Linked DNA regions of Mus musculus: region 1 is linked to region 2. Evidence: chromatin loops called from intact Hi-C (ENCODE). Cell type or tissue: gastrocnemius. All regions are shown on one strand. Links, peaks and the distances in the headings refer to the core of each region. The heading gives the core; the rest is flanking DNA.

Region 1 (16,109 bases), core at 3,017-11,016, 96 kb before region 2:
CATGCATCTTCGAAAATAAGACATATTTTCATGCCAGTTGCTACATTTATTAAGGAGAAATGTGTTTAATTGACTGGCTTGGAACCTGCCCTCTTGTCAACAGGACAGCAGCTTGGCCTCCTCCAAATTCTTCTCAGTCTCTCCTGGGTCAAGGTCAAGAGCTCCTGACCAATAGGAAGTCTGACCACCAGCTTGTCTTAGGGAGCCCACACCGCCCCTCCCCCACACCTGACTGCCACCCTGTTTCAGAATCCTCCCCTTCCATCTTGATTCCATAATCCTGAGGCTCAGGCAATTAAAATAAAATATCCTTATAGTCTCTCGATGTTTACTCGGCCAGCTGGTAATGCGCTAGGCAGGATCATCTCTGTTACATAAAGGAAAAGAACAAAGAATTAGGAATATGGAAGACATTCAAATGTCTTAATTAGTGCTTCCATCTGTAAAAAGAAAAGAAAAATGTTTGTCAGGAAAAGCCACGCCCAGGTACCTATCTTGGGAAGCCTAGGGTCCCCCGAAGGTCCCATTCAGTCTGCAGCAGCATGGAAGGATGCATGGATATCGCGGTCCACCCCAGGGGAATGCTGGGAACTTGGATGTGAGCTTTGTGTGGATGCTGGGGAAGGAAGCACAGCGAGCCAGACCTGGGAGTGGATGTGGTCAGCGCTGTGAGTAGAACCAGGGACAGGAGCCCGCACAGTCTACAGCTCCCACAAGTCTTGGCTGCACCTCCTACCCAATACCCACACCAGTGGTGGACCTTGGGCCTGGCTGGGGAAAGTCTTGGAATTCCAAACCTCCTCTCTCAAGACCTTTTTCTGAGGTCTCTTCAGTGTGTTCACTGCCACATGGGCTCTAATATGTACCTCAGAGGCCCCCTCTTTATTTCAAGCCACATGCATTGCCCAAGGCTACCCCAAGACCTAAGGAGTGGGATAAAGAGGGCCAAAGAGCCAGACTGTGCATGGTCTCCAGCCCTGCTCCTATCTGGTCACACTTACCTCTCTTTAAAAGGACACAATCCCAAATGGCACCAGGCCCAGATCTATGCCAAGAGCACTCCCCAAGGCTCCAGGATCATCTCATGAGCAGAGACTGCTATTATGCAGAAAGGAGCAGAGCTTCGACTAAAACCCTCTTAGTCCAAAAAATTCTGAGCTTCACGGCACAAGGCATATGCAGTGGGCTACAACTTCAGCCAGCAGCTGACGTCAGCTGCTGTGCCTGGCCCAGGTACCCCTGGTCTTTGGGTGGGTGCCCTGAACCCACATCTGTGCTTCCTGGCTCTCTCCTCCCACAGTTCCCCACTTCCCCCAGCATCTGGTACCCACATCAGAGCAGAAGCCCATTACCTACCAGCTAAACATAACTGGATGAGGCTTGTCCACTGTCTGAAGCGAAGGACACCTCTCTTGTGCGTGAAGGAATGAGAGAAGCGAAAAGTGAAGCTGACACAGATAGCCTCTGGCTTCCAGCTTGTGGGATTTAACGGATCAAGAGGTTTCAACTATGGGAAAATCATTCTTTCTTACAATACATTCTGAGCTAGTGCCACACAGAGTCCTCTGAACTGGCTTCAGCCAGAACCTGCTTTTATGTCTTCTATCTTCCAAAAAAAAATGTCAAATCCACTGAACCCTTGGGGAGAGATAGATTCCCAGGATACCTTGAGCTTAAAATAGCCAAACTTCTACCTTAGTCAGTGAATGTGTTGAATAGTCTCAAGAAGTCTTAACAATGCCCCTTCCTTAGAGGAACGCACAGAGGGAGGGGCAAGCGTCGGCCATCATAGGGCACTGTGGGAACACTTGGTGAAGGTACTTTTCCTGCTTAACTCTGGGAAAGAGTAATTGCCCCCGGCTGGGGACAGCTCTGCGGAGGTGATGATTTTGGACATGGCTTTTTAAAGATTTGTTTTGTGGTGTCTGGAGAGATGGCTCAATGGTTAAGAGCACTTACTGCTTTGGGAAAGGACCCTTGTTCAATTCCCAGTACCTACATAGAAGCCATAACCATCTGTAACTCTGGCTACAGGAGGTTTGGCATCCTCTTCTCTCTCCTAAGGTAGTAGGCACACGTGTATATGGTGTGCAGACATACATGCAGGCCAAACACCCATACACATAAAATAAAGTAACAATTTATTAAAAGTTTGTTTTCTTTTTAATTTTGCAGTCATGTGTTTGTACACAGGAGTGCAGATGTTGTGGATGGCAGGAGTGGGTGTCAGATCCTCTGGAGCTGGAGTTATAGGTAGCTGTGAGCCACCTGACATGGGTGCTGGGAACTGAATGCTGATCCTCCTAAGCTCTGAGCCAGTGTGACCCTCCCTGGTCTGGAGAGAGAATTTGGAATTCTCTGATCTGGAAGGAGAATTTGGAAAGCCAACCAGAACATACAGGGAAAAACTAGAACAAGAGAAGAAGAAAGACAAATAATTGCTATGCTGAGCTGAATCAAGGCTGCAAGTGGATCATCAATCAGGAGCATCTCTCAAGTCGCAGCAAACTGGTCCTACTTGAACCAGCCCTGCACTGCAAAGCGTATGTATTTCCCTCCTCTAACTTTTAATGACTTATCTTCTTCCCTTTTCTTCCTTACTAAGCAGACTGACATTTCCCCCCTTGCGTTACACTTACCTGATAGAATGATCGATGATGGACTGCACATTTACACGTGAGGTGCTCTGGTCAGGTCACCATGGAAGGCAAGGAGGCCTCAGGACCTAGGACTCACCCCTATACCCAAAACACGGTGGAAAAAAAGAGGATGGGGAGTTAGGCAAGAGAGAGAAGCTGGGTGCTGGAGTTTGGATGAGATTTAAATAAAGTCCCTTCCCAAAGGCTCATGTGATGGACGCTTCGCCTCCATTGTTGGAGACTGAAATGATAAAACTTTTCAAAGAAAAACACGGCCTGGAGAGATGGCTGAACTTGAGAGCATCTACTGCTTTTGCAGAGGACCTGACTTCAGTCCCCGGGACTCACTCCAAGCAGCTCGCAACCAGTGTGACTCCAGCTCCAGAGAATCTGACCTGTCCTCACATCCGTGGACACCGCACTCACATGCACGGATGTGCGTAGGTACACATAATTATAAATATGTTTTTAAATTTATTTTTACTATAAATAAAAATATTTTTAAAAAGAAAATAAGTAGGTTGTGATGGTACATCACTCTCAGGAAGGATTAATGTAGGTATTCTGTGACCGGATTAATTTCTGAGAAAAGAGCTTGCTAAAGGAGCTTAGGGGACTTTCTGCTGGTAGCTGCTTCCCTTTGCCCTTCTCTGCCATGCTGTGATGGATGGCAGCGTTAGGTTGTCTGGACCTCCAGGGACCAGACAAATGAACCTCTCTATAAACCTGTTTATAAGTGTTCCTGCTTCCGGTACTTTGTTATAGTAACACAAAATGGACCAAGGTAGGGTAAGAGAGAAGTGGGAGATAGACTTGCAGGTGGACCCATCCACATGTTCACATTTACATACTCATTCCTCACAGGCACACAGTACTCTTGAATTTGCTACAATTTGCTACATAAAGTTGCTGTTCATCTTGAGAGCCAACTATGGAGAATGATGATGTATTTCATTAAAAGGTACTTGGTCAGTCCTGCTTCATCTCTTGCCCCTACAGTAATTCCACTGTCACTGGCACCCTGTGGGTTCCCTTCTTCTGCACACAGCCTTCATTCAATTCTCTCCCTTGCCTATATCCTGCCCAGCCAGGATTTTGTCTTCCTCGGTAAGGTTCCAGGTTAGCTGGTCTAGGCCTTTGAAAGCCACAGAGGTGGAAGAGGCAGGACTCAGATGTGTGGCCTGATGCTCTGCTGATTCTCCCTCTGTCCCTTCCCAGACCCCCTGGCCTGTGATGGGCTGGGAACAGTTGCTGAGTGTGATAGTTCAACTGTCAAACTTGGCACAGACCGAAATGACGTGCAAAGAGTCTCAGTAAGGGACCATTGCCATCAGGTTGGCCTGTGAGAATGTCTGTGGGTGTGAAAGTATCTTTTATTCTCCTGGCATAATTGTCATCTCCCATCTGATAACCTAGGCCTGGTCCTGGAAGCTTCTAGCCTCTGTACCATCTAATCTATGCCTAGAATGTTTTCAGCCTCTGAGATTTGCTGCTGAATAAGCTCACCCTTTCTTGTTCTTTCTGATCTCTGGCTGATTCAACTCAGCTGTTCTGGCTCAAACTCCTCTCTAAGCTGATTGATTCAGTCTGGCTTCTCTCTTGGCCTCTCCTGAATTGCTCTGCTTGACCTCAAACTAGCTCTAGCAATCTGTTCTAATCTTCTGATTCCTTCTGTCTTTACCTGTGTCTAACTTGTTCTTTCTTCAACATGTCTCTTCACTTCAACTCTCCCAGTAAAACTGTCTCCTTCTCTTTTTCTTTTCTGTGGTGCTCTCTTAAGCAGACTCTGTCTCCTGTCCTCATGAGAGTTTGGGCATATCCTATCCCTGACTCATTCTGTCAGATCTTTCCCTGACTCATCACACTGTCTGACACTCAATTAGACATCACTTTCAAGCGTGGATACATCCTTTTACAAACTTTACCTTCATTGTTTGGGATTAAAGATATGTGCTAAAGGCGTGTCTACAGTCCAGCCAGAAGAATTAAAGGTGTGTTCTAAGGCAGAGCCACACACACCACAACTTTCTTAGAAACAGCTTTTTTTTTTTTTAACAAATAACACAATCTCAGGGTTCACTGTGTGATCAAATATCCTGCAACATGGAGGGATTGTCTTGACTGGTTTAATTGATGTGGGAAGACCCAGCCTAAAAGAGAGCGCACTCCTTATTCTGACCCCAGACTACGTAGAAGTAGAGAAAGCCAGCTGAGCAGCAGGCATACATACACTCATCTCTGCTCTTGACTGTGGATGTGAGATAGCTCTCTGCCTCAAGTCCCTGCCAGCCTGACTTCCCTGCAAAGACAGACTTGTGAGCAGAAATGAACCTTCCCCTCACCAAGTTGCCTTTTTTTTTCTTTCAAAAATATTTCTTGATTAATCATCGTTGTCTGTCTATAAGAACTGAGAATGCTTGCTTACATTGGATAACAGCTCTAAGAGAACAACCTGAAAAAGTTTCACTTGATATTGGAAACTATGAGAATGGTTTACAACTATCTGTGTTTGTGCCTTTTTAAGTGTTTAATTGTTTCTTTCATTTTTGAGATGATAATATAGTTACATTTTTCCATTGCCTTCCACCAAACTCTGCCATCTACTGAAGCTCCCTGCTCTCCTTTAAATTCATGGGCTCTTTTCCCATTAGCTGTTGTTACATGCATACACACACATACACACACATTCGCAAATACAACCTGCCCAGTCTATGTAATGTTATTTGTATGTATGTTTTCGGGGCAGACCATTTGGTATTGGGCAAACAGTATGCTTGTCCCTTGAGGAAGTCTATTTCTCCAGCTCTCCACAGCCCTCAGTCGCCTGCAGTTCTTTGTGTAGGGTTGAGGTTCATGGGTTTCCTCTGCCCTCACACTGGCATGTCTATTAGTATCCTTGTTTAGCTCACATTTAGGAAGTCATGGTAGTGAAACTTTATGGGGTTAGCCTCTGCAATTCCTAGGAGATACAATCTCACGTAAACTCCCTGTTCCTTTGGTTCTTTACAATCTTCCTGCCCACTCTTCCACAACATTCCCTGAGCCTTAGGTGCGGGAGTTGTTCTGTAGATGTATCCATTGGACCCCAAGTTGGTTTTTGTTGGAGTGTTTTATCCCAACAACCGAAATGAAGCTAGAACCCTGGATCATCTTTGTCCAGACAGTCAAGGAGTGAGACACCCAGTGGGCACAAGAGAACAGGTGGGAGGCTTGCCCATGTGTGAGTGAGAGCTAGCATGGGACACTCTTGACCCCACCCGAGAGAAGGGATCTTAACCCGAGACTGCTCAGAACAAGGGTGGCCAGCCTGAGCTAGGGATGTTTCTCTTTCCTCCTCCCCAGCTAGGGTGGTTTTCTTTGGGCTGATTGGAGCCAAGAATAGGCTGGAAAAGAGACACAAAGCAGGCAGAACAAGTGGCCAGAGCTCTGCTCTGTGGAGACATCCTAGTTCCAGCCTGTGGCAAGACAGCATCCTAAGTCAAGCTGACAAAAATGGCTGAGCCTTGCTCCCTGGGTGGCCAAAGGCAAAGGGAGAGACTTCAGCTGGCCCTGCAGAGGACTCAGGAGCAAGAAGCCAGGCTCGGACCCCTGCCCACAACCCGTGGCTTAGCTGTGGACTGCCTGAAGTCACCACCAGAGGCAGGACCAGCTGCTGATGAGGTGACAGTACCACACTCCCTGGTGGTCCAAGCTGGGTCAGAGTTTCCCAAGGCCATCTGGGATGTGAGTGACCAGGAGAAGCTGGCCCAGCCCTGCTTGAAGGAGTGAGGTTATTTCTATTGCAACGGAAAAAACCAACACCCAAAGGAACAGGACGCTCCGCCAGGTCTGCAGTAACCAGCTTGTCCTCTGGGCTGGCCAGCTCCCAGCAATTAGAAGAGCTGAGCGGAGCAGGCCCAGGACGCAGCTCCCACCTCAGCCTCCTCGTCCTCCCAGGATCCTGGCAACCTGACAGCCTTCCCAGCAGGCCTTGCGCTTGTCGGCCGGGATGGCTGAACTATTGGTGAGAGAGCCAGCAGGGACTTGGCATCTGGTGTGACCGCTGCTTCTTGGTGTCCGTGACCTTCCCAGACAATCTCTTTCCTGAGACTCCATTTCATCATCTGAAAAATGGGGGCATTTATGCCCCAGCTACTTTGGGTACCAGAAGCAATGGCACAAAGAGATGCACAAGGAGGTGTGATTCCCACGTGTGCCTGTGTGACCAGAGTCCCTAACCTGAACTCTGAATGCTCCAAAATCTAAAGAAAGATGACACAAATGGAAAATTCCATACCTGGCTTCGCACAGCCAAATGCAAACACACAAAGTATATGGTGCAGAGTGACCTGCAGGTCTCATGTGTGAGGCTTTGAATGTGTTATCAATGTGTTTTGTGCATAGACTTGGATCCCAACTCTGAGATATATTCCTACGTCCCTACATCTAAGCACACATTCCAAGATCAGGATCAATTGTTTTCAAATATAAAAACATATGCAAAATCTAAAGCATTTTGGTTCCCAAGCCTGTCTGACAAGAGATAGTCCACCTATGTTATCAAAAGTGATTGCAGACCCCAAAACCATTACCTAGTACTTCTGCTGTGTTCACCTGAAAAATGACCTTGAAACCCAAAGGTGTGCCCTCCAGGAGTGTGGCGATCGGGGAGGCCCAAGCCCTACTGAAGGTGGCATGCTCAGCTTAGGTAGCAAGGGTCAGGACGTTTCCTGGTTGCTGAACCCTTGGCCTGTATTTGACCAAAATGGCCCAGAAGCTGGAAATGGTGAACACACATGATACTGCTACTGGAGAGGCAGAGACAGGAAGAGTGTGCATTTGAGATCAGCCTGGTCTACAGTGAGTTCGAAGACAGCCTAGGCTACATAGGGAGATCCTGTATTTTAGAAAGAGAGAGAGCCCAGATGTCCAAACTTTGTGTATTCTGCATCAGCTTGCACCCCACTGATGGAGTCAAGAAAGACCAGAAAGTTTCCGGAGATCTTAATGGAGGAGAAGCAAAATGAGGCATGGGGTAAGGGAGTGCCAGCCATCTCATCTTCTTGTGAGCTGCACGCCATATTAATGGCCTATGTGCACACAACTTGCATAGTTCCAAGCTGCCACAGCTCTCCTTCCACTCTCAGCCCTGCATTTGGCCACCATCTGAACCTCCAGCAACAGGGAACCTCTTATTCTTAATACACTTTTTTAATTTCTTAAGTAGAAGAGACAGGGTCTGGGGATGCACCTCAGTTGGCAGAGCACTTGCATAGCACACGTGATACTCTCAGGCGACGCCAAGTAGCACATAAATGTGGTGTGATGGGACACACCTGTCATCCCAGCACTCAGAAGGAGGAAGCAGGAGGATCAGGAGTTCAAGACCATCCTCAGCTACAGAGAAAGTTGGAGGGAAGCCTGGTCTACAAGAAACCCTGTCTCTAAAAAGTGAGGCTGCTCCAATTCCACTTAGAAGGGGAAACAAAATAATCATGGGTGGCAGAGGGAAGGAGAGACTTGAGTGGGAGAGGGGAGGAGGAGGAGAAAGGGGGGCAGGATCAGATATGTGGGAAGACAGGAGAGAAGCCCAGACGGCCAGGACTACAAATGGAAATGTGCTGCTATCGGAGGTGGAGGATGGGGTTGGGGGAACATCTAGAAAGTCTCAGAGACCCGGGATGTGAGAAACACACAGGATGCAATGTGGGTGACCTTAGCCGAAATGCCAAACAGGGAGGAGATGAAATCTGAAGAGACCACCTCCAGTAGTAGTTAGACAGGGCCACCAGTGGAGGGATGAAGGCACCAAGCCGCCTTCAAAGTTTTGATGCAGAATTGTTTTTGTCTAAAAGAAATGCAGGGACAAAAATGAACCAGAGACTGAAGGAATGTCCGACCAGTGACTGGCCCAACTTGGGATCCATCCTATGGGCAAGCACCAAACCCTGACACTATTCCTGGCACTATGCTGTGCTTGCAGACAGGAGCCTAGCATGGCTGTCCTCTGAGAAGCTCTACTAGCAGCTGACTGAGACAGATACGTGTAGTTACAGTCAATGATTGGACTGAGGCCAGGGACCCCTATGGAAGAGTTAGGGGAAGGATTGAAGGAGCTTAAGGGGATGGTAACCCCATAGGAAGACCAACGGTGTCAACTAACCAGGACCCCTGGGAGCTCCCAGAGACTAAGCCACCAACAAAAGAGCATACATGGACTGGACCGAGGACCCCGACACATATGTAGCAGAGGACTGACTCCCTTGTCTGCCCCCAGTGGGGGAGGATGTGCCTAATCCTGTAAAGACTTGATGCCCCAGAGAAGGGGGATGCCCAGAAGGGGCACCACATTTGAGATGTAAATCAAGCAAGCAAGCACTGGAATCAAACTCAAGTGTATGGACTGCAAATGGGGTGTCTACTGCTTTGTCCAGAGTGGTTTTCCCTTCTCTGACCACCCAGCAACCATGAGCCTACCCCCATCCACTCCCTCCTTTCTTGTCGATCATGTTGGGCTCTTGAAGAAGGAGACTGAGTTCGGAGTCTCTATCCCTTGAGAGCCTCTTCTTAATCTGTTGATTTTCTGTCCTTTCATTCTCTCTGAATCCCTTGCCTGCCAGAGCCAACCCTCAAACATTTGATGGGGTTTCTTTGCATTTGGAATATGTTATCCTAGTTAATTTTCTATTGTCATGACAAAAGACAATGAACAAGGCAATTTGTAAAAGAAGCATTTAATTGCTAGCTTGCCTCCATTTTTAGAGGGTGGGGCCCTGACCATCATGGTAGGAGCAAGAAGACAAACATGGTGCTGGAGTCGTAGCTAAGAGCTTACATCTGATCCACTGCCATGAGGCAGAGGACTAGCTAGTTAACTAGAATATAATTTTTTATATTCTATAACTTTTGAAACCTCAAAGTCCACCTCCCAGTGACCCACCTTCTCCAATAAGGCCACACCTCCTAATTCTTACCAAATAGTTCCACCAACTGAGGACCAAACATTCAAACATATGAACCTTTGGGGCCATTCATACCATCACAATATACTTGTGAAACTGGGACTTTAGGTTTTATGGTTCATTGGCATTGTGGGATAACTGCAGCAGGGGGCAGGGGTGTGCCCAAGCCAACTCCTCACGAGCCTCAAAGACCCAGGGGCAAAGGGAAGCCAGAGCATCGTTGTTGGACACCACCGGGACCCTGTGGCATCCATCTGACTAGAGTTAACTGGTCTTCATCCCCTGACAGAACCACCAGAATTCCTTTACACAAGTTTCTTGGACTATAAATGGTAGACATCAGTGGCCAAGTGGCACCTGCATTGCCTGCTGAATGCAATGCCCTTATGAGGACCGAGTACTGTCCTTCTGTTGACTTGATATACTTGAGTCAGAGCAAGATTCCCTGAGACCAGCCCATAGAATCAACCCTTCTCAAGCACCCTCCTACTCAGCAGCACTGGCTCATAATCAAGTCCATGGTACTTTTCCAACTGGTCCCAAGCACCCACAGCTGCAGCTCCTGCCTCTCCAACATCAGAGAATGGGGTTAGATCTACAGTCTTGTCCTGTGCTACAGTGGGGATCCAGCAGCTGAGCTACTTGGTGGACCTTGAGACATAATTTCAGAACCACATCAATAAAGAGTCCTGGGTACGGTAACCACTGGCAACAGTGACCATAGACATGGTTCTTCATCTTACTCCATTGTCTTCCCTCAACCGACACCAGAGCCAGGAAAGTGAGGAGAGTGGGAAGGGTGGAGTCAGCAGGGGAACTGAACCACACCAGGGCATCAGGTGCCCAATTGGCAGGCACCCCACCCCCAACTCCTACCTGTGCTTCCTCCATCCCACTCCACACCCACCCTGCCAGGGTCAGGTGAGTGCAACATACCTTATACTGGTAAATTATTGTGTGCTGTTTGAGCTCACTGAAAGACAGGCTTTGGAAGATGGATTTCCCTCTCCCATTTCACACCCAAGCATGCTTGTCTCAACGTGTCCTCTGAGGCCCATTGTCGGAAGATAGCATGCTCCTGTCCCAACTATGTCTGGCACAAAAGACAAGTAAAACAGTCTGTGGTGGTTTGAATGAGAATGGCCCCCATGCCCTCACATATTTGAATGTTCAGTTCCCGGTTGGTGGAACTGCTTAGGAAGGATTAGAAGGTGTGGCCTTGTTAAAGAAGGTGTGTCACTGAGGGCTAGGCTTTGAGGTTTCAAGAGCTCATTTCCGTCTCCCTCCTTCTCTGTTTCTCTCTCTCCTTTTCTGCCTGCTTACCTTCAACTTGCAGATCAGATGTGAGCTCTCAGCTACTGCTTCAGTACCGTGCCTGCCTACAGCCACACTCCCCTCCATGTTGATCATGGGCTTACCCTCTAAAACTATGAGAGGGCACCCAATTAAATGCTCTCTTTTATAAGCTGCCTTGGCCACAGTGTCTCTTCACAGCAATAGAAGAGTAACTAAGACACATCCGAGAGTAAAAGCACCGTGTCCTTAAGGACAACCAAAAGGTGAATCCTCTCCAGTAGACATTACTGTTGTTTATCCCATGACATCTCCCTGCAGAGGGAGAGAGAAGACAAAAGCCACGGGATGCTCAGTCAAGAACTCAAGCCAACTGCCTCAGTTTCCCCAGCCTGTTTGCTGAATGTTGTGAGCACCTAGTTTGATAATGCCTGGCTATCTATTGGTCTATCTCTTGCTCTTTATTCTTTCAATTTGACCCAACTATTCAAAACAGAAAATATGGCTATCATAGGTCATTCTCCAAAATAGTGAAGCAGTTGGCCAGCAAAACATCTGGGTCAGCTCCCATGGCTATGAAAGACTATAGATGATAGACAGGCAAAGGAAGACAGTAGAGTTTGTCTGGTGGGTGATAAGAAGAAGAGAAGAAAGTGGGCATCTACAGGGGTTGGTCTTAGCATCTGGGGGTGACCACTTGATAGATCCACTGTGGCCAAGCAAGGTACCTGACACAGCACATAGTGTGGGGGAGGGAACCTATTGGCAGCTGCAGTATGCACATCTGTGATAGTGTCTCCAGTGTCACTTCTGACTTGTACATCAGCTCTGTGAGGAAGATATGCTGCCATTCCCAGTTCACAGATGAGGAAACTGAGGCACAGAGACAATGACCCTTGCCCAACGACCATGCTTACAGGCCTGGCCAGCTCAATCCAGATCCTGTACTCAGATCACCAATAGGTTGGGCCAAAGCAGGAGAGGTGCCTATGTAGTCAGGGACTTGAAGACAACCCCCCCAAAAAAAGAGAGATAATGGCAGACAGCAAGCAAAGGAAAATGAAACCTGCAAGTCAGAGGAGACTTAGAGGATCCTGTGGACAGCAAGATCCACTGTGGTGGGAGACTCAGAAGACACACTGAGAGGATGTCAGTAATGCCTATACTAGGATTAAGTCCCAGTGTCTTCCTGCTAAGGTAGTGGCTCTCAATCGCTGGGTCACTGATCCCTTTGGGAGTGGCATATCAGATACTTACATTACAATTCATAACAGTAGCAAAGTTATAGTTATGAAGTGGCAACAAAATAATTTAATGGTTAGGGGTCACCACATCATGAAGAACTGTATTAAAGAGTCACAGCATTAGGAAGGTTGAGAACCACTGTAATAAGACTTGGCAGTGGCTAAAAGCTGACACAATTAGACTTGGCTAGCCCTAAGGCTCCCAAGTCGCCCTGTGCTTGTGTCCCTGACAAGCCCTGATCAGAAACTTGACCTCTAATTTTTACTAGATGCTGGAAGCCAACCTGCTGGTACTGGCAACTATCTATCCTCCCCCAAGGGTGATTTATCTGTTTTCTGTTGCTATAATAAGCCTTCTGAAGCAGACTAATTTCTTAAAGGGGAGAAGTTTTTTTTAGCTCAGAGTTCCTGAGATGCAAGGTCCAAGATGTGGTGGCCCTGTTAGTTTAGTCTCTGATGAGGCTGCAACTGTCAAACGTGAGAAAGGAGAAGGAAGGCAAGATTAAATCCCAAAGCAAGGCAGCCAAGACTGCAAGATGGCAGCCAAGACTGCTGGATGGCTCAGTCTAGAAAGTGCTTGCTGTATACCCAAAAGGACCTACATTTGGAGAGCAGAGGCTACCACGTTGCGGATCCACCAAAAGACATCACAGTGGTGCATTCCTGTAACCCTAGCATTGAGGAGACAGAGACAGAAAGATCCCTGAAGCTCCTTAGCCAGATAGTCGTCTAGCTGAATTGGGGCACTCCAGGTTTAGTGAGAGACCCTGTGTCAAAAAATAAGGTAGAAGGTGACTGAAGAAAACACAAGACATCTGCCTCTGGTCTCCATGTGCACCCACATGTACATGTATATATGCATACATATCAACATATGCATCATATCATAGAGGAGAGAGAGGAGGAGGGGGCAGGAGCTAGAGCAAGCCTGAGATACCAGGTCCAGGCGTCTTTCTCAGCTATCTACCTCTTCTTTTGAATCAGCTCTAGACTGGCCTGGAGTTTGCCAGAGGACTAAGCTGACTAGCCAGCGAGCCCTAAGGACCAGGATCCCAAGTGCACAATGTCATGTCTTGCTTTTGTTGTTGTTGTTGTTGTTTTCTTGTTCTTGTTCTTGTTCTTGTTCATTGTGTGTGTGAGTGTGGTTTTCTGTGTGTTTGAGTGCAAGCACCATCAGAAGCCACAGAGGGTGTCAGGTCCCCAGGGCTGGAGTTGTAAGTGGATGTGAACTACCTAATGTGACTTTAAGAGAAAATCTTAAAGAGCCGCTCAACTCCCAACAGCTCATCCGCACAGATAATCAAGTGTCACCTCAGGACACTCCACTCCAACATTTAAAGCCCTCATGGAAGTGGGAATCAAAACCACAAGAAGATAGCGCCTCACACCGTGTAAATTGGCTAAAATTAAAATGACTGACAACATCCGCAGCGGGAGAACTCAGAGGCAGGAAAACTCTGGTGTGGCTGGTTGTAGCATGGAAGACAAGATCACTGCACAAATGATCGGCATCTGTATAAGCAAAAATACATTTATCTAGGCTGGTAAGATGGTTCAGGGGGTCAGAATCTTGCTGCCATGCCCCAGAGCCCATACGATGGAGGGAGAGAACCAACTTGCATGTTGTCCTGTGACCTCCATTGGCATGGCATCACTGGGTATACACACACACACACACACACACACACAAAAGAAATACAATGTAATAAAACTTAAAATATATTTTTAAATACATTTATCCTATGAGTAAACATTCTTATACTTAGGTCATTATCAAGACAAGTATGTTCCCAGTTCACAAAAAGCTTGTGTAAAAATGTCTACTGCAGGCCCGGAGGACTGACTCCATTGTTAAAGAACACTTGGCCGCTCTAGCAGAGGGCCTGAGTTTGATTCTCAGCTGGCTCACAACCACCTATAACTCCAGCTCCAGGAGATTTGATGCCTCTGTCCTCCACAGGCACAGGCATATGCATATGCACACTCCTACACAGACACATAATTAAAAATAATAATAAATAGCCCAGCAGTAGGCAGCTCGAGTGTTTCCTTGTACCTAGGCAAATGTTACACTCTAGGAGGGCAGCAGCTGGTAGCTGGTTGGCATTCTGAGCCTAGTTTGTGCCAGCTGTGCTGTGAACTACACCAGGATGTCTTAGAGCTTAAAAGAAAATAATAATAATAATAATAATAATAATAATAAATATTTTAAAAGAATATCAAATACAACTGTAGTGTGACTTCTAGAAACTAGAACCACAACAGAGCCGTACACAATGTCACAAAATAACTCAGAAAATGGAACTTACTTAACGTTAGAAAAGGGTGTGACTATAGGTAATGACACAGATTTGAATTTTCAAAACCATTATGATGACAGAAAAAGGCCAGATGCAACATCATTTCAACATAGGCCAAACTAGTGTCCAGAGACCTAGGAGGTCAGCACAGCCTGGGACAAAGGGCAGGAATTAGACGAAGAACTAAGAGTCAGAAGGAACTTGCTAGAACGATGGGAGTGTTCTATATCTTAATTGAAGCAGTAGTCCCATGACTGTATGTGTTCATGGGACTTCAACCTATATGCTTAAGAAACAGTGCACTTGCTCCTGGGGACCATATTGATGTGAGTGGTCTGCACTGCCACCTGAGGTCATGGTGACGCCCAAGCTTGTGCTGCCACCGAGGGCCATGTCTGGGTTCATGATCCTACTACAGCTGGGATCTGGCTTGATGTCCATGGCCTGTGTTATCACTGAAGGTCATGTTAATGTCCATGGTCCAAGCTGCATCTGAGGATCGTGTCTGGGTCTGTGGTCTTGCTGCAGCCAGGAGTCATGTTCTCGGTCTGAACTGTGACCAGAGACCATCTAGAGGCCTGTGATCCATGCTCCCAGTGACTGTGAAGAGCAGAGAGGCCACTTCTGCTGTGATATCCATGACTGCACACACGGCTGAGAGGGAGGGGCGTGGAAGGCTGCTGTGACAACCGCTACCCGTACCCCAACTCCCCACCCCCACAAAGTAACAGCCTGGACAGGAACCACTGAAGAGAACTTGCAAGAAGTGTGCCAGGGACTGAGGTGTAGCTCCGCACAGTTGACAGCCTCTGACTGGGTGCAGATGGGAAGAACCCAGGTCAGTTTAAGGGACGGGCCACTGAGAGTTTGACCATGCTCCAGTGAGTATATGAATAACACAAATTGGACTTTTTGTCTTATTATTTTTATTTTGGGGGGGTCATACAAGAGTGTGGGGGCAGACATGGAAGGACTGGGGAGCGAATATAATCAGGAAGCATGATGTGAAATTCCCAGAAAATCAATAAAAATGTTATGTAAAAAAAATAAGTGCATTTTGCTGCATAACAATTAAACCATGACAAAGACAACTTAACAACAAAAAAGTTTATTACATGTATTTAGGGTGGGTGTGTACCTCTCTCTGTCTGTGTGTGTGTGTGTGTGTGTGTGTGTGTGTGTTCACATGTGTATGCCACAGTACCTATGTAGTGGTCAGAAAACAGCTTGAGAGTCAGTTCTTTCCTTTGGCCATGTGGTCATAGAGATTAAACTCCAGTTATCATGGGTGGTAAGCACTCTTACCTGCTGAGACATCGAAGACAACTTCTCAGGCCCCATATTCTATCCTCTTCTTGCTGTACAGTACAAAGCCTCTCCCAATCACCTCAGACACACACTTTGTCTGTGCCCCACTGGGGAGCTCAGCTCCAAGGAAGCAGGGCCTTCATCTTCACCCAAGCCTGCCCGCTCCGTGCTTGGCAAGGAGACTTGAGCCTGGGGCCCTGGGATCCCAGAAGCATCCAGAAGATGAGGGATGAGGTTAATTAGGAAATAACTCCAAGAGAATCCAAAGCCCATGCCAACAGTAGTATGCAGATTTGGAGCCCATGACAGGGACAGCCTACGTTCATGTGCACCCCTTAGGGAGGAAGGATGATGGAACTGCACCCCTACCCTCACCCCAGAGTG
Region 2 (16,109 bases), core at 2,806-10,805:
TAACTGATACTTGGAGGCCAAAACATTCAGGGACCTCTGTGGTACCTGAGGAGTAACTCCGGGGCTTTACCGTTAAAAGGCTTCTCTTCCTCAGGTGGCTACTCCTGGAAGAGCCACCCCTTTCTAAGCACAGCTCAGTGACTCCAATGCTCTAGCATGCTGCTAGGGCAACAGTGCAGAGATAGCTGTCAAAATAGTCTTCAAAATGTTGGCACCCACTGACCCAGCAATTTCACTCCTGCGTATTGATCCTAAGGAGAGAAAGGGGATTTCTGCACATGGCCAACGTGGCTTATAACAGAAAGCAGTTCTCTGAACATCTGTTCTCCAAGATTTAACTCCGTGGTTTCATTCAATGCTCACAGGGCTGTGAGTTCCACAGACGCCCAGAGAGATGGAGCCACCTTCTCAGAGTCAGACAGTGCCAGTGAAATACATCTAACTGATCCCTCTGGCCCAGGGGGTCTATGATCCTAACCTCATCGCCATTCTCCCTAAAATAACCAACAAAGGTGTGGGACTCGTTCATATCTTTTTAAATGCTTTGGAAATAAATTACCACAGGTGAGTATATGGAATAAAAGTAAGAATCAAAATAACCTCAATATGGGATGTGGCAAAATATAAATATGTTAATATATAAAATAATGGGGGGCTATGACTCAGCAGGTAGAGTGCTTGCCTAGCATACATGAGGCCCAGGGCCCCACACCAGCATGGCATAACCCGGGTGTGGCAGCACTCACCTGTAATTCAGCATAGGGAAGGAAGTGAAGCAAGAGCGGGAATTTAAGATCATCCTCAGCTACACAGGGAGACTGAGTCTGTAGACTATGAGGTCCTATCTTAAAAAACAAATTTAAGATACCTACAAAATTAAACATGGCCTACAAACTAAAACCCTGAGATTCTGCTACACACCCATGTAAATGCTCATTTTAAAAAGGATACATTTGGGGGCTGGAGAGATGGCTCAGTGTTTAAGAGCAAGGACTGCTTTTCCGAAGGTCCTGAGTTCAAATCCCAGCAACCACATGGTGGCTCACAACCATCCATAATGAGATCTGACGCCTTCTTCTGGAGTAGCTGAAAACAGCTACAGTGTACTTACATATAATAAATAAATAAATCTTTAAATAATAATAATAATAATAATAATAATAATAATAAAGATACATTTGGCCAGGCATGGTGACGCACGCCTTTAATCCCAGCACTTGGGAGGCATAGGCAGGCAGATTTCTGAGTTTGAGGCCAGCCTGGTCTACAGAGGGAGTTCCAGGACAGCCAAGGCTACACAGAGAAACCCTGTCTCGGGGAAAAAAAAAAGACTCATTTGGGGCTGGAGCACTGACTCAAAGTTTTGACTCAAAGGTTAATTCTAGCAATCTGGAGGTAGAGGCAGTCAGGTCTCTGTGAGTTCAAGGCCAGCCTGGTCAAGGACATCTCAGACTGCATAATGAGAGCCCATCTCAAAAGTAAACAAAGGTTAGGAGCCCTGGCTGCTCTCACTGAGAACCCATGTTCAATTCCCGGCACCCACATAGCAGTATACGAACATCTGTAACTCCAGCTCCAGGGGATCTGGCATCCTCTTTTGGCCTCTGAGGGTACCAGCTATATAAACTCTGTGAACTTACATACACATAGGGAACACACTCCTACACATGTAATAAAAATAAACTGTTTATAAAGCAAAAAGACTAGCAATAGCAAGGCATGGAGCAACAACCAGGGTGCTTAGAGCAAAAGCGTGAGAGCTGTAGCATCCTATGACTCTGAAATTACACCCCTCAAAGACTCACAACAATGAAATGGCCCGTGTCCGTACACACACACACACACACACACACACACACACACACACACACACACACACACATACACACACACACACACACACTTGTCCAAGCATGTCAACTTCAACTTAATTTGTGGTAGAAGAAGATGCGAGAGCTGGGGCTGGGGCTCAGTGATAATGGTACCCATGTCTTGCGCGCGCCCCCAACTGGCCAGGAAGAACGATGCTGCAACAGGATCCTTCTGCACACGTTTATTCAGTCCTGTTTCTTCTTTCTCTATATATCTCCCTTGTTTATATATCTCCCTTGTTTATATATCTCCCCTGTTTTTATATCTCCCCTGTTTTTATATCTCCCCTGTTTTTATATCTCCCCTGTTTTTATATCTCCCTTGTTTTTATATCTCCCTTGTTTTTATATCTCCCTTGTTTTTATATCTCCCCCACTAATAGTAATCCTCTCTCGAATAATAATCCTCCCTCTAACCCGGGCCTCTCACTCTTATATACTCTCAGTTCCCATCCACGCACAGCAGGCCACGCCACCTCACCAGGCACACAGCTTCAGCTAATCAGGGCAGCAGGGGCAAATCTCCATCAAACTGGATTCACCGGTATCCTGGTGCACCTGCGCAGCTCTCAAGATGTTTGTGTCTTATATGAGGAAGTCAGGTGCAAGTCATATGACTTAGCTGCAGTCCCTGGCGCCTTTAGGACTGCCGCCACACCTGCTCCTAACATCTCCCCCTTTTTTCTTTTCTGGCAGAGAGAATGTCTGTAGATAGCCCCCCGCAGCCATGCCCCTTACCCGTCCTTGGGTGACAAACAGCATTGGTTTGATCCCTGTCTTAGGTTGGTGACATGCCCAGGGAGTCTTATCACTGACTACCTCTCAATCATGCCAAGCCACTCCTGGGGAGATTGTGTTTTGCTTGCGGCAGGTGCATCAAAAGGCCAGGATGTTGATTAATCTATGGCCAGATCTTAATTGCTGCAAGCAAGCCTCATGGGTGAAGGTAGAGGTCTGATCCCCAGTGTGCAAGCATAGGGGCCCTACACAAAACCATCCCTTAGGCTCATCACCCAGAGAAGTCTTGGCCAGCTCCCGTGTCGTTTTTCCTGGGGGAAGGGAACTAGGACACTGAACCTTCATGCAATCAGACGTGCCTTCCACAGGATGCCAACAGCAAGCTATCCTCTGTGCAGTGCTTAGCCTCGCACCCCACGGCATAACGCAGCATAATTTCTTTTAGAGCGGCAAACCGAATCTGAGGAGATTGTCCCGCCTCCACTGCAGCAAAAGCCTACGCTACCATGGCGAAAGTGCGGGCCGCACACTCTGCACCTAACACATGTGCCAAACACAAAACACACACACACACTATAACAAGCATACATCCCAGGGCTCTCATCCCCACTCATCTTCCCTAAAGCAAGGGATAGATGGCCAGCGGGGCTATCTCTTTAAGGGAAATTCAGGGATCAAAAAGGCATGGGAAAATTTGAACGTCATGTCGAGCTGGTATTGGCTTCTGGAACAATGAAAGGATCTCCCATCTCGGCTCCATCGTTTGTGCTTGTGGGAATATCCACCACATCCACAGGGGCAACTGGATCAGGAGCCTCATTCTTGCAGCGTCTCACCAATCTCTCCAGCACCCAAAGAGGTTCCATCTGGTCCTGTGGAAACACACAAACAGACCCTCTCGCCCACGTCAACACCTGATCTACTCGATCCCCAGGGGGGATGGACACAATACCTCGTGGTGATGAGACCATAACCTCAATCACCTGTGTGTCCATCTGGGGAGTCAATATGAGAGTCAAGTTTTCACTAACTTCCCCTCTGTTAGGCAATGATTTCCAAGCCCTTATAGGAATCTGATTCACCTGCTCAAACACCTGCAGTGGATATCCTGTCTGTTGTTGTGCAAATCGACCTTGATCAAGCAGCATATCTCTATCCCATGCAAATTTAGCTTGATCAGTGAAAATAGGACATCCCAGCAAGGAGAATCTATCCTCTTTCCAGACCTCCGGACAGAAGGTCTGCCCATAGATGGCTGACGAGGAGGCATAGGGAGGAGGCGCAGAAGCTAATTCACCTCCTCCTCCGCCTCGACTCTGTTGTCCTGTCCTTTCTGTCCACCTGATAACACTGTGTCTCCTTTCTTTTTCCTTTTTCTTTTTAAGCCCTTTTCCTCTTCCGACATACTTTCTTGTTGCTCTGTAAGGATTTTCTGACCTGTCTTGACTGCCTCTACACACAAACAGTAACAGAGTCCATATATCAGAACAAACAAGACCAAAACTATCAGACCTACCCACAAAGGGTCAATGGGAGAAAAAAGCATAACTACACAGCGAGGATCTATTGATCACTACACTGAGGTTATCATAGTTCCTTAACTTGTCCCCAAACTGGGAACCTTAACTTGTCCCAAACCCGTGAACCTTATCTTTACTTTGTGCCTGCTTCCTGGCAACTTTATGCTTGCCTCTATTTTATCCGAGGTCCTTCCCAAACTCCTGGGTTACTTTGTGCCTACTTCCTGGCAACTTTATGCTCACCTCTATTTTATCGAGGTCCTTCCTAAACTCCTGGGGTCGCAAGTTTCACTCACCGTGAACTTACCCTGCCGGCAACCACTGACTGCTGAAAGTTCTGAACTCGGTGGGGGAGTCGGTTCCCCGTACGGGCCACCAATTGTCGCGCCCGCTCTCGACCAGCAAGAACACGCGACCACCAGTCCTTCTAACAGCAGTTTATTCAGTCCTCATCTCTCTTCTTTCTCTTCATCAGTACCGTTCCCCAGCTGAAGAGTTCTGAATCCACGCCGGATCCTTCTCAACAGTCTGTTTCACGGGAACACTTTATTAACCCCTTCTTCCCCGTTATGCAGTTCTGAATCCTCCCTGTAGCAGGGGGTCTTCTCTCTTGCCTGAAGATGTTTCTTTTCCCGGGTTTTCTCGTCCCAGGTCTTCTCGTCCCGTCCCGGGTTTCAGCACCAATTGTTATTAGACGCGTTCTCACGACCGGCCAGGAAAGACGCAACAAACCAGAATCTTCTGCGGCAAAGCTTTATTGCTTACATCTTCAGGAGCCAGAGTGCAAGAGAGCAAGCAAGGAAATGGCGAAACCCCATCCCTTTTTAAGGAGAATTATCCTCCACCTAGGACGTATTACTCCCTGATTGGCTGCAGCCCATCGGCCCAGTTGTCATCACGGGAAAGGCAGAACACATGGTGGGAAAACTGCCCCTGCATGTGTGCAGACTATGTTTACCACTTAGAACACAGCTGTCAGTGCCATCTTATAATGGCAAATGTGAGGGCGGCTCCTCACACCCATGTGGCATAGCAAGGCCTTTCCTCCATGCCCAGCATGGGGGAATAAAAGACGTGAAAGCAATGAATGGCCATTGATTAGTAAGACCAGGACTAAGCAGACTGGGCTGTCATTCATCCTGAGGTCTTCACCACGGCCACGCCGATGCCTGTGCCCCCTCTCAGACTTCATCTTCTCATCACAAGAAACTGAGACTTTGGCACTGTACATATTTCAAAAAAGAAAATATGTAGTTATGATTAATTTTTAATATTTATTAAGATAATCTTGAAATTATTGAGAGCAGATTTAAAGTGCTCTCACCACCAAAAAAAATGATGTAAAGCAATTACCTGCTAATGAACTTAACGACCCCATGATGAATACACATTCAAAACATCGTGTTAAACACAGTAAATATATGCAATTTTATTTATCATATATCAACGTAAAAAATACTTTAAGATTTTGGAAACTGCAGGTGCAAAGCTCCAGCTCTGGGGGAAGCTGACGCCCTCTTCTGGCTTCCCCAGGCAACTGCATCCATGTGCACATTCCCTCCTCAACACATACGCATAATTAAAAACTTTAAAATATTTTTAATTTTAATTTTTTATTTAATTTTTTATTTTATGTGTATGCATCTTAGTGTACATATGTTTATCACATACATGCAGGTACCTACAGATGCCACAAGGGGGTGTTGTATCCCCCAAAGCTGGACTTAAAAGAGGTTGTGAACTCTTCGGTGTGGGTGCTAGAAACTGAGCCAGGATCCTCTCAAGAACATTGTGTGCTCTTAACCACTGAGCCATCTCTTCAGCCCCTAGAATGTTTACATTTTCAAATGAAAATAATGAGTGCTTTGCATTGTAGCAATAGTATATGAAAATAACTACATATTATTAAAAATTAGTGGGAATCTGAGAGTGTTAGTGCACACCTTTGACTGTAGCACTCAAGAGGCTGAGATGGGTGGATCCCTATGAATTTGAGGCAAGCCTGATCTACATAACAAGTTCTAGGCCAGCCAGTATCAAAAAAAAAAAAAAAAAAAAAGAACAAAGAAAGTTTTTAATTAGTTTAAAGAGCAGCATGGTAACATTTACAGCTCTCTAAAAAGATTCCTGGCTTAGTAGATGACAGCTGGATTCTCACATCTGCGTCTATGGAATGCCACACATCTTGAAGTCTCTCTGGAAATTTCCACTGCATTCTCAGGGGAGAATGAGAAGTATGTGCTTTAGAAGTCAAATTAAATCTTAACGCTATTATGAAAATATTTGGGGCCATACTTTTAAAACTACTGTATACAGTCTAATTATTGCATAAAAGAAGGCAAAGACTGAATTATGGATAAGTAACACAGTGCCCCCTAGTGGTACTTTTAGTCATTACAATCTTCTTCTGATTATGGATCACAGTTGTGTTTGTGCCTTAGATATATCTATACATATTTTATGAGCAACACATAGTGTGTGAGTGTGTGAACATGTGGAGTGTGTGGACATAGGTTGTGTGTGCAAGGATATCTAGTGTACTGTAAGCAAGGCATTTGTGCATATGGCATGGTATAAATATATGTGCACGTAGCATGTGCATATGGTTTGCATGTTGTATTGTATGAGATATATGTGCATGCATATGATACAGTATCTTTCAGGAAATGTGTGTGCCTTGTGGGTGTACAGGTACATATGCTATGTGTCTGCCTTGTCTGGGTATATATGGAGTGTTCTATGTGACATGTCATATTGTATGTGGTACGTGCACATACCATGTGTTTTGCTGCAGCACATTTTGTCTATGTACGTGTTTTTGTGTATGTACTGTGTGTGATGTATGCTGGCATGTGTTGTATATATGTCTGTGGGGCATGTATAAATATGTGGTATGTGTTTAGGTATTGTAGGTGGAAGAGTTAACTTTTCATCTTCTTCTACATGTGTGGACTGAATCATTTCAGTCTTTCACAAAGTGTGCATTAAACCACCCGGAGACCAACAGGCAGGCTGAAGCCCTTGGAAGACGTACACTCCTCTCCAACATTCTTTATAGCATAGCCCTTGCCCCCATTTTCCAGCCATGGCTCTCTTTTACAGGTGAGGCAGCTAGAATAAGTACTAGATGTAAGATTCCAATTTGAATCTTCTGACCAGCAAGAAACTTAGTGATTCTGTACTAGTGTTGTAAATGATAATGATAATAACATGAAATGCTAGTGTAATTGACATACTAGTGCTGACTGTGACCTCAAATATAAATGTAACTTCATAGTATTAGTGTCGCCAGGTAAACATTAAAATGTTATTACACTTCTCTGAGGTTAAAAAGCAACAGCCCAAGCGTAGGTCAAGGGTGTCACTCAGTGGTAGGGTACCTGCCTAGCAAGCGCAACAACCTGAGCTACTCTCCAGCACAACACACAGCATGTGAGCGAGTAAGGAAGTTTCTGAATAAAAAACAATATGGGTGTGTCCCTGGGAGCAGGAGGTGGGGGTTTCTCCTCTCAGAATCCTTACCAACCCCTCTGTCTTCCCCCTGCTTCCCATGGAGAGTAATCCTGGCTGTGCCTACAGCCACACCCCCACCTGCCCAAGGTACTGTCCATCTCCAGCATCCTCCCTCCAGCTCCATCAGCTTTCCACATTACTGGCCTTCTCTAGCATATTAAGATGCTGCTGCCCGCCCTGACTGAAGAGAACAAACAGAACACCCAGTCTTACCTCCTCTGCCAGTTGTTTGGCTTTACTAATCTCTCATTCCTCCCCACGTCCCACCATCTCACTTAAGCCTACGCCAAATAGGCTTCTGTTTGCTTGGTTTTGCATGCGGCTCTGGGAAATTATTTTAATCAAGATCTCAGGTTGTCTCTGCCTGCTGGTCCTCAGTCAGCTCGCTTCCCTAGTTTCCTCTTCTTTGTGTATGGGGTAGGGCGGGGTCCGGGGTCTCAGCAGCCAGCACGGGCTGGCCTCCACATCTCAGTCCTCCAGCCTCAGCCTCCTAAACCCTGGGATTGCAGCTGGATTCCTGCCCATTTTGGTGACTCCCTCCCTGGGTTCTGTGATATCTCCCTCCACCCCTCCTTTAACACACCTCTATTCCCCTATCCACTTTGCTGGCTCTACTTCTCCATGGTCTCCTTTCCCTCTCTGTCCACCTACTTTCCCTTGTTCTCTTGGCTCATCTGTATATCCTCTCCTGCTTTGCCAGTGAGTGGAAAGGCATCTGTGACTAGTCCTGGCCTAGGAGCTGTGAACAGAAGAGGCAGGTCATTTCCCGGCACTGCCTGGCACACGACTCTCCAGCTGCCTTTTCTCTGGCTACAGCTATTTGAAAAGATCTTCACATCGAGACGTGTGACCAAAAACCAAAGCAGCTGGATGGCTGAGTCACGCTATGAGAGACAGATGGGCTGGGAAGAAGCCCAGACCTGCAGCAGGCTTCACAGGAGCAAGAAACGAAGTGCGGTGCCAGGTGTGGTGGCGCACGCCTGAAATTCCACCACTTGGCAGGAGGATTGTAAGTTCCAGGTCAGCCTGGGCTAAGGAATAAGATCATCTCCAAAAAAAAAATTTTAAATCTAACCAGATTTGGGGGCTGTTTGTTACCAAGGCAGAGGCCCAAATCTGTCCTGACTTCATATAGTTATCTTGCCTCGGTTTGTACTTTAATACTGTCTGTACATTAATAACGTCCACATTTCTAGATCTTCCTAGAGTCTAGACCAGCGAGTGTTTCTCAGCCTTCCTAATGCTGTGACCCTTTAATACAGTTCTTCGTGTTGTGATAATCCCTGAACATAAAATAATTTTGTTGTTACTTTGTAACTGTAATTTTGCTACTGTTATGAATCATAATGTAAATAGCTGTGTTTTCCCATGATCTTAGGTGACCCCTGTAAAAGGGTCCCTCCACCCCAGCTTGAGTATCCCTGGTCTAGACTCAAGTAGCCAATCACCTAGTCAACACTCCAATAAAATGTTAGATAGCCCAAACTCAATAAATACAAAGTGGATTCTGTCTGTGTGTGCGTTGTATGTGTTTCTGACTCTGACTCTGTCTCTGTCTCTCTCTCCCTCCCTTTATATATTTGTATGTTTTGTGTGTGTGTGTGTGTGTGTGTGTGTGATGTGCACACGTTGCTATGGGTGTTTGCATGTGTAAGTGTGCACACTCACATGTATGCACATGTGCGGAGGCCAGACATTGACACCATATGTCTTTCTCACTCACTCTCTGCCTTATATTTCGAGACAAGGTCCCAGTGACCCTGACACTCAGGGATTGACTCAGCTGGCTGGCCAGTGCGTTCCAGGATTCTTGTTCTTCTGTCTTCTCCCTCCACATCCCACCAAATGCTGAGGTCACAGATGCTTACAGCAAATGCTGGTTTTTATGTTGCTGCTGGGGATCTGAACTCGGGCCCTCACTCCTGTATGGCAGCTGTCTTTATCAAATGAACTATCTTCCCCATCCCTGGTGGCTAACAACTGTCGATAACACCAGTTCCAGGGAATCTGAGCCCAACTTCCAGCCCCTGTGAATACCATGCATGTAAGTGATACACAGACACAAATGCCAGCATAATCCACATACACATAATATTAAATATATATGTACTATATTTAAAAAATAATGATTTTTTTAAAGCTGGGCATGGTGACTCAGTCCTGTAATCTCAGCAGTCGGGAAGCAGGCATGACAATTGCCACCAGCCTGAACTAAGAACTGAGTTCTAGGCCAGCCTGGAAATTGTGTCATTTGCACAACATGGAAGGAGAACTATTTGGGAGGATGAAGAGGAACATGGGATGGAGGAGAAGGGAAGAGAGAGGATGATGGAGGTTAGATATGCATATGTAAGAAAATGTCATAACGAGCCCTATTATTTTGTACCCCAACTGAAAATTCACTAGATAAAAGGCAGCCATCAGGCATATAGCACAGAGATGATGCACATATCATCTGAGGTTGAAGAGTGTGCCTGTGTGTGCCACATGCATGCAGTGCCTAAGGAAGACAGAAGGGGGCGTCAAATCCCCTGGAGCTGAAGTTAGAGGCGGTTGTGAGCTAGCCCACATGGGTTCCCGTAACTGAACTTTGGTCCTCTGCAGCAAATGCAGTTAGCAGCCACTGAGCCATCTCTCCGCCCCCACGTTTTACTTTTTTGTGTAATGAAATGTATCCATTGTTGCTCTTACTGCTTCTGGATTTTGAGTCATAGGAAACTAGACTTGTTTCCAGTGTGAGTCATTGTGTGAGCAAACATCTGAGGAGCTGCCCTCCTTCGAGTGTTACTTAATGACATGCACATGTGTAGATGAACATTTGCCCGGATAGCTGCGTCTCTGGGCTCACAATACTGAAAAATGTACTCACTCTATAACGTTTCCTTTAATTGTCAAGGAGACACACTAGGAAGGACATCTAGGTGAGCATTTGTCTGGATCCGGTTGGCCTCTGAACATGCCTGAGGGACACCTGTCTTGATTGCTTTAATTGAGATAGGAAGACCCAGGCTGAGAGTAAGCAGCACCATTCCCTTGGTTTGGGCATCGCTCTATCTGAGAGCAGGGAATGCTAGCTGAGCACTAACTACACAGACCTGTGTTCATTTTTTCTGTGCTCTAGATCACGGATGTGCTATAACCAGGCACTTCAAGCTCCTGTCACTGTGACCTCCCTGCAATGGTGGGCTGTAATCTGGAACTGTGAGCTAAAACAGTTCCTTACTTCTTTAAAATTGGCGGGGGGGGGGGGGCCTCCAGGGGTAAGGACGGAGGGGGGGGTTGTAAGGCTATTTTATCGTAGCAGCAAAAGTGAATCTAGGGCACTCACTTTCTATTCTCACTCTTTGCTGCCTCAGAAACTCTGAGGTCAGTCTTACCCCTAAACCGCCAGTTGTAAGGGAACTTCTCTTTATCTTGTGTGTGTGTGTGTGTGTGTGTGTGTGTGTGTGCATAAGTGGTAACTGTACATGTGACAACACGTGGGCACATGTGTGTGCAGGCATGTGCACCCACCATACATGTGCTTGTGAAGACCAAAGGTTGATGGCTGATGTTGAGTATTTATCTTAATTCCTCTCCCCCTTTCTCTTTTGAGACAAGGTCCCTTCACTAAGCTCGCCATTTTGGTTAGCCTGGCAGGCCAACAAGCTCCAAGGAGCTGCCCCTTTCCGGCCGCCCCACCCAGACTCTGGAACTGCTGCACGTGGAGCTGTACCAAGCTTTTTACATTGTGCTATGGGTCTGAACTCAGGGTTTTATAATCGTGTTTTCTAAATGTCTATTTTTTATTTTTTTAAAGGCTGTATTTTGATTTTTATGTGTATGAGTGTTTGCCTGCGTGTATGTATGTATGGTCACCACATGTGTGCCTGTGGAAACCAGAAGAGGGACACCATCAGATTTCATGGAACTGGAGTTACAGATGGGTGTGAATCACCCACCCTATGGGTTCTCAGAGCTGAACCTGGATTGTCTGCAAGAGCAGCCAGTGCTCTTAACCTCTGAGCCATCTCTCCAGCAAGTCTGGCCCCTCACCTTTTATCATCTAGTTCTCTGAGTTTCCTTTGCTGCTTCTGGGAGGGTTGTTTAAGGTGCTGTTCCAACGTGGCCATTTCTTCTTCAGCTCTCATTCATTCTCTCTTTCTCTCTCACATCTTTTATTTCCATTGTTATATTTTTGACACTTAACCTTTTACTTACTTTAAAATTATTTCTATGGGGCCTGAAGAGGTAGCTCTGCAATTCAAAGCAAGAGTATTTGCTGCTCTTTCAGAAGACGATCCTAAGTATAAAATAAAATAAAATAAAATATAGCTAACAGAGTCAAACCACACACACAGAGACACACACACAGCGGGCCATGCTGTGCTGTCTCAACACAGGCCCAAAGCAGCAAGATTAAGAGTCAGTGGACTAAAACCTTGTCAGTCAACAATAGCAGCCTAAAGTGGAAGGGAGAAAGCCCACAAGGCCTCAATCCTTCACAAAGGACTATGGGCAATGAAGGAATTCTGGGAGTGAGAGAAATACTCTTCCCCAGAGAAGAGACCATCCATTGGTTACCCAATACCAAATGATAATCCCTAAAAACATGTACACACATAACATTATACAGACTGAGCAGGAGGCATTTATGTATTTAGGACTATATGGGTAGACATAATCATATACACATATAGCAACAATTAATGAAAAAAGAGGCCATGACTTTGAAAGAGAGAAAGGAGGGACATATGGGAGGGGCTAGAAGAAGAAACAAGAAGGAGGAAATGACCTAATTATATTGTAATCTCAAAATAATTTTCCCAAGATAAACCTTTTCCTGTATTCAGTTGATTATTAAAATTATTGTGTCACTGTAGTACAAAGCTGACTAAAACAGAACTCAAAAACAAAACCTCCCCAATACCAGGTCTGGTGGCAAAAGCCTGTATTCTCAGTTCCCATGAGGGTGGCCCAGGAGACTAATCACTTGGAGTAGAGGTAGAAAGATAACCATCTGGGGTGAGTAGGGGGATCACTACTTAGAAATTAGAAAGATGACCACTTGGGGTGGGTAGGAGGATAGCCATATGGGGTGTGTAGGGGGGATAACTACTTAGAGATTAGAAAGATGACCCCTTGTGATCAGACGTCCTTTCCTGTCTGAAAAGCAGGCATGGGCCAGAAAAGGAGGACTATTTTTCATCTGCCCTTTGACCTGCTTGTCAACTTCCTCTCAACTTCCGGTCCCAGGCAAGCCTCAGTCCTGAACCTCCTGTACAACAAGTACAATGTGCTGTGTGTGTTTCTGAGGTTGCTTGATTGGTTTTGTTTGAGGGTTTTTGTTTTTGTTTTGGGGGGATTGTTTTGTTTTGTTGATGTCTTAGTCAGGGTTTCTATTCCTGCACAAACATCATGACCAAGAAGCAAGTTGAGGAGGAAAGGGTTTATTCAGGTTACATTTCCATATTGCTGTTCATCACTGAAAGAAGTCAGGACTGGAACTCAAGCAGGTCAGGAAGCAGGAGCTGATGCAGAGGTCATGGAGGGATGTTCCTTACTGGCTTGCTTCCCCGGGCTTGCTCAGCTTGCTCTCTTATAGAACCAAGACTACCAGCCCAGAGATGGTCCCACCCGCAAGGGGACCTCCCCCCTTGATCACTAACTGAGAAAATGCCTTACAGCTGGATCTCGGGGAGGCATTTCCCCAGCTGAAGCTCCCTTCTCTGTGATGACTCCAGCTGTGTCAAGTTGACACAAACCCAGCCAGGACAGTTGGGGTTTGGGATGTTTTGGTTTGGTTTTGGTTTTTGGTTTTTGCCAAATCTCACTTAGTCCCAGCTGTCCTCGAAGTCACCTCATGGTTTAGGATGACCTTGACCTTCTGACACTCTTGCTTCCACCTCCTCAGTGCTGGGATCTCAGGCATTTGAAGGACCTTCTGCTCAGGGACCATCGAAGACCAAGCTCTCAGCCCAAAGGAGATTTATTTGACCCAGAGGGGCAAACCGCAGGGAATAAGAGACAGAGATAGGAAACAGAGGATGAGGGAGAAGGGAGAAGGGGAAAGGACAAGAGGAGGGAAAAGGGATATTTGTACCAGAGGGACAAAGGACTGCCTCTGTGCAGAGAAAACACAGATGTGGCCCATAAGCAAATGGCAGGATATAAAGGGAAAAAGAAGAACCTCAAGTTAGGATGACTTGGTTTGTTTTGATTAGGGGCCAAAGGGGGCTTGGATTGCTAGACTTCAATGCTTTGTTAGCTTCTTCATCTTGGTAGTTAGCCTCAGGGGGAGCAAGTGGCCAAATAAAGGAATAGGCCTTGGAGGCGAGCTTTAGGGATGCAGTCTAACAGTTGAGCAAAGCAGAGGGAATGGGGGAAAGGGTAAAAACTGTGGGGGACATGTGTGCCTTGCTCAGGTCTGCTAGAGGCTCACGGCACCAGCACGAGGTATTAGAGCTCAAACTCCAGGCTTTGTGGATGCTACCTACGTAAGTACTCTGCCAAGGGAGCTATAACCCCAGGCCCAGGCTCACTGTGTGCAGTTTTTTTCTCTCCTCCAACCACTTTATCACAAAGGCTAAACTAGTGAACAAAAGAGAGGAGTAAGGAAGAAGGTGCCTGGGAGTTAGGCCAGGTCATGAGCCACAGCAGTCAGTGAGGTGAACAGCATCAGGGTCCTTCCCGTCCCCATCTTCCTGCAGAGATGATAAAGATCAACAGAATGGAGGCTCTGTCAGCCAAGCCTGTAGAGGAGTGTGCAGGTTCTCCACTAACTCAAGGTAGCTTTGCTGGAGTGTGTGGAATAAATGTCACTGTTTAAACTCACAAACACTTGGAGTATGTTCTGGGGATACAGAGGAAAACACAAATGACAAGCTTCCCTCTGAGCTGCGTCCTGGGAGAGGGGAAGGCAGACACAGGCACGGACAAATTCAGCTAAACAGAATCAGGAAGAGCTCAGTGTGGGGTAAGCCACGCAGGTCGTGAGGAGGAGACAGCAGGTCAGGAGGAGCGCGTGTGTTAGCGTGGCTAGGAAAAAACTCTCTGAAAACTTGTGTGAAACTGAACTTGGTGATGTCTAAACAAAACAAAAACAGTCACAGGGCTAGAGAGATAGCTCAGTGGTTGAGAACACCTGCTGCTCTTGCAGAGGACCTGAGTTCAGTTCCCAGCACTGTATGGTGACTCAGCCACTTATAACTCCAGTTTTGGGGAACTGACAGCCTCTTATGGCCATTGAAGGCACCTGCACACACATAACACTTACAGACAAACAGATAGATAGATAGAAAATAGATAGATAGATGATAGATAGATAGATAGATAGATAGATAGAAAATAGATAGATAGATAGATAGATAGATAGATAGATAGATAGATAGATAGATAGATAGATAATTTGGGCAGGGACTGAGACAGGGTTTCATTGTGTAGCCCTAACTGTCCTGGAATTCACTCTGTAGACCAGAAATCCACCTGCCACTGCCTCTTGAATTCTGGGATTAAAGGTATGTGCCATTACACCCAGCTAAATATGCATATATTTTTAAAGCTAGCCAGTCATGCTAAAACTGGTATAGACAGCAGAGCCAGTGCAAATAATTAGTTTGGAGTCTTTAAAAATAGAAAGAGGGCTAGAGAGATGGCTTAGTGGTTAAGAGTATCTACTGTTCTTCCAGAGGCCCTGAGTTCAATACCAGCAACTACATGGTGGCTCACAACCATCTGCAATGGGGATCTGATGCCCTCTTCTGGTGTGTCTGAAGACTGCAACAGTGTACTCACATATATAAAATAAATAAATCTTTAAAATAAAAAAGAATAGAAAGAAAGGGCTGGAGAGATATCTTATCTATTAAAAGCACTTGGTGCTCTTCCAGAGGACCTGGGTTCTGATCCCAGCACCAACATTAGATTACCCACAACTACCTATAACTCCAGTCCCAGGAGATCCAACACCCTCTGGCCTCTCAGGGCACTATGCATATGTGGTATACATAAACTCATGCACACACACACAGAGCTACACAGAAATAAAAATGAACTCTCTGGGGTGATAGTGTACTTTAATCCCAGCCCTGAGAGGCAAAGTCAGGAAGATCTCTGTGAGATCAAGACCGGCCTGAGCTCCAGGACAACCAGGGTTACACAGGGAGATCCTGTCTCAAATAAATAAATAAATAAATAAATGCTTTTAAAGCGCATGAAGAGATTATGAGGGAGTTCATAAATCCACATCCTGTATAATGATATGAAAAGGAGTCAGAAAGACTGATGGGTCATGATGGAGGAAAACAGGAGGCACAGCTTACGAGGTGAGGACTCTTTTGTCTCACAAGATGAGGATGCTGAGGGCAGGCTAGGCCCTTCTCTAACTCACTCCATCATGAATAAAAATGTGCTTTTTCAGGCTGTGCCATAGGAGATGCTATTTTATAGGCAGTTTTTGGCTCTGTTTAGGGAGAAGGGATGTTAGGAG

What was found. Hi-C counts contacts between places; a loop is a spot of excess contacts. Peaks named below come from ENCODE experiments on the same cell type or tissue, not always from the same donor. Only the 100,000 strongest peaks of a DNase experiment are listed, where the experiment ranks them.
Region 1: a loop joins it to region 2, with 2.7 times the contacts of the local background. A loop is called at or near these places in 2 of 42 quality-filtered maps.

What each region holds. Positions count from the first base shown.
Region 1 is chr11:50,530,754-50,546,862 of GRCm38, reverse strand. It overlaps Gm36763 (a long non-coding RNA gene), which reads right to left and starts at 1,965. Exons shown (of 3, transcript XR_388623.2): 1 at 1,357-1,965; 2 at 491-644; 3 at 1-367. In gastrocnemius, for the core only: no CTCF peak of the experiment used is centred there; DNase peaks (open chromatin) are centred at 6,228 and 6,567; H3K27ac peaks cover 565 bases.
Region 2 is chr11:50,434,225-50,450,333 of GRCm38, reverse strand. No RefSeq gene overlaps it. Among named protein-coding and RNA genes, the nearest start is that of Rufy1, 11 kb to the right of the region's middle. In gastrocnemius, for the core only: CTCF peaks have their summits at 5,657 (motif pointing left), 6,510 (motif pointing left) and 10,150 (motif pointing right); a DNase peak (open chromatin) is centred at 8,538; H3K27ac peaks cover 1,959 bases.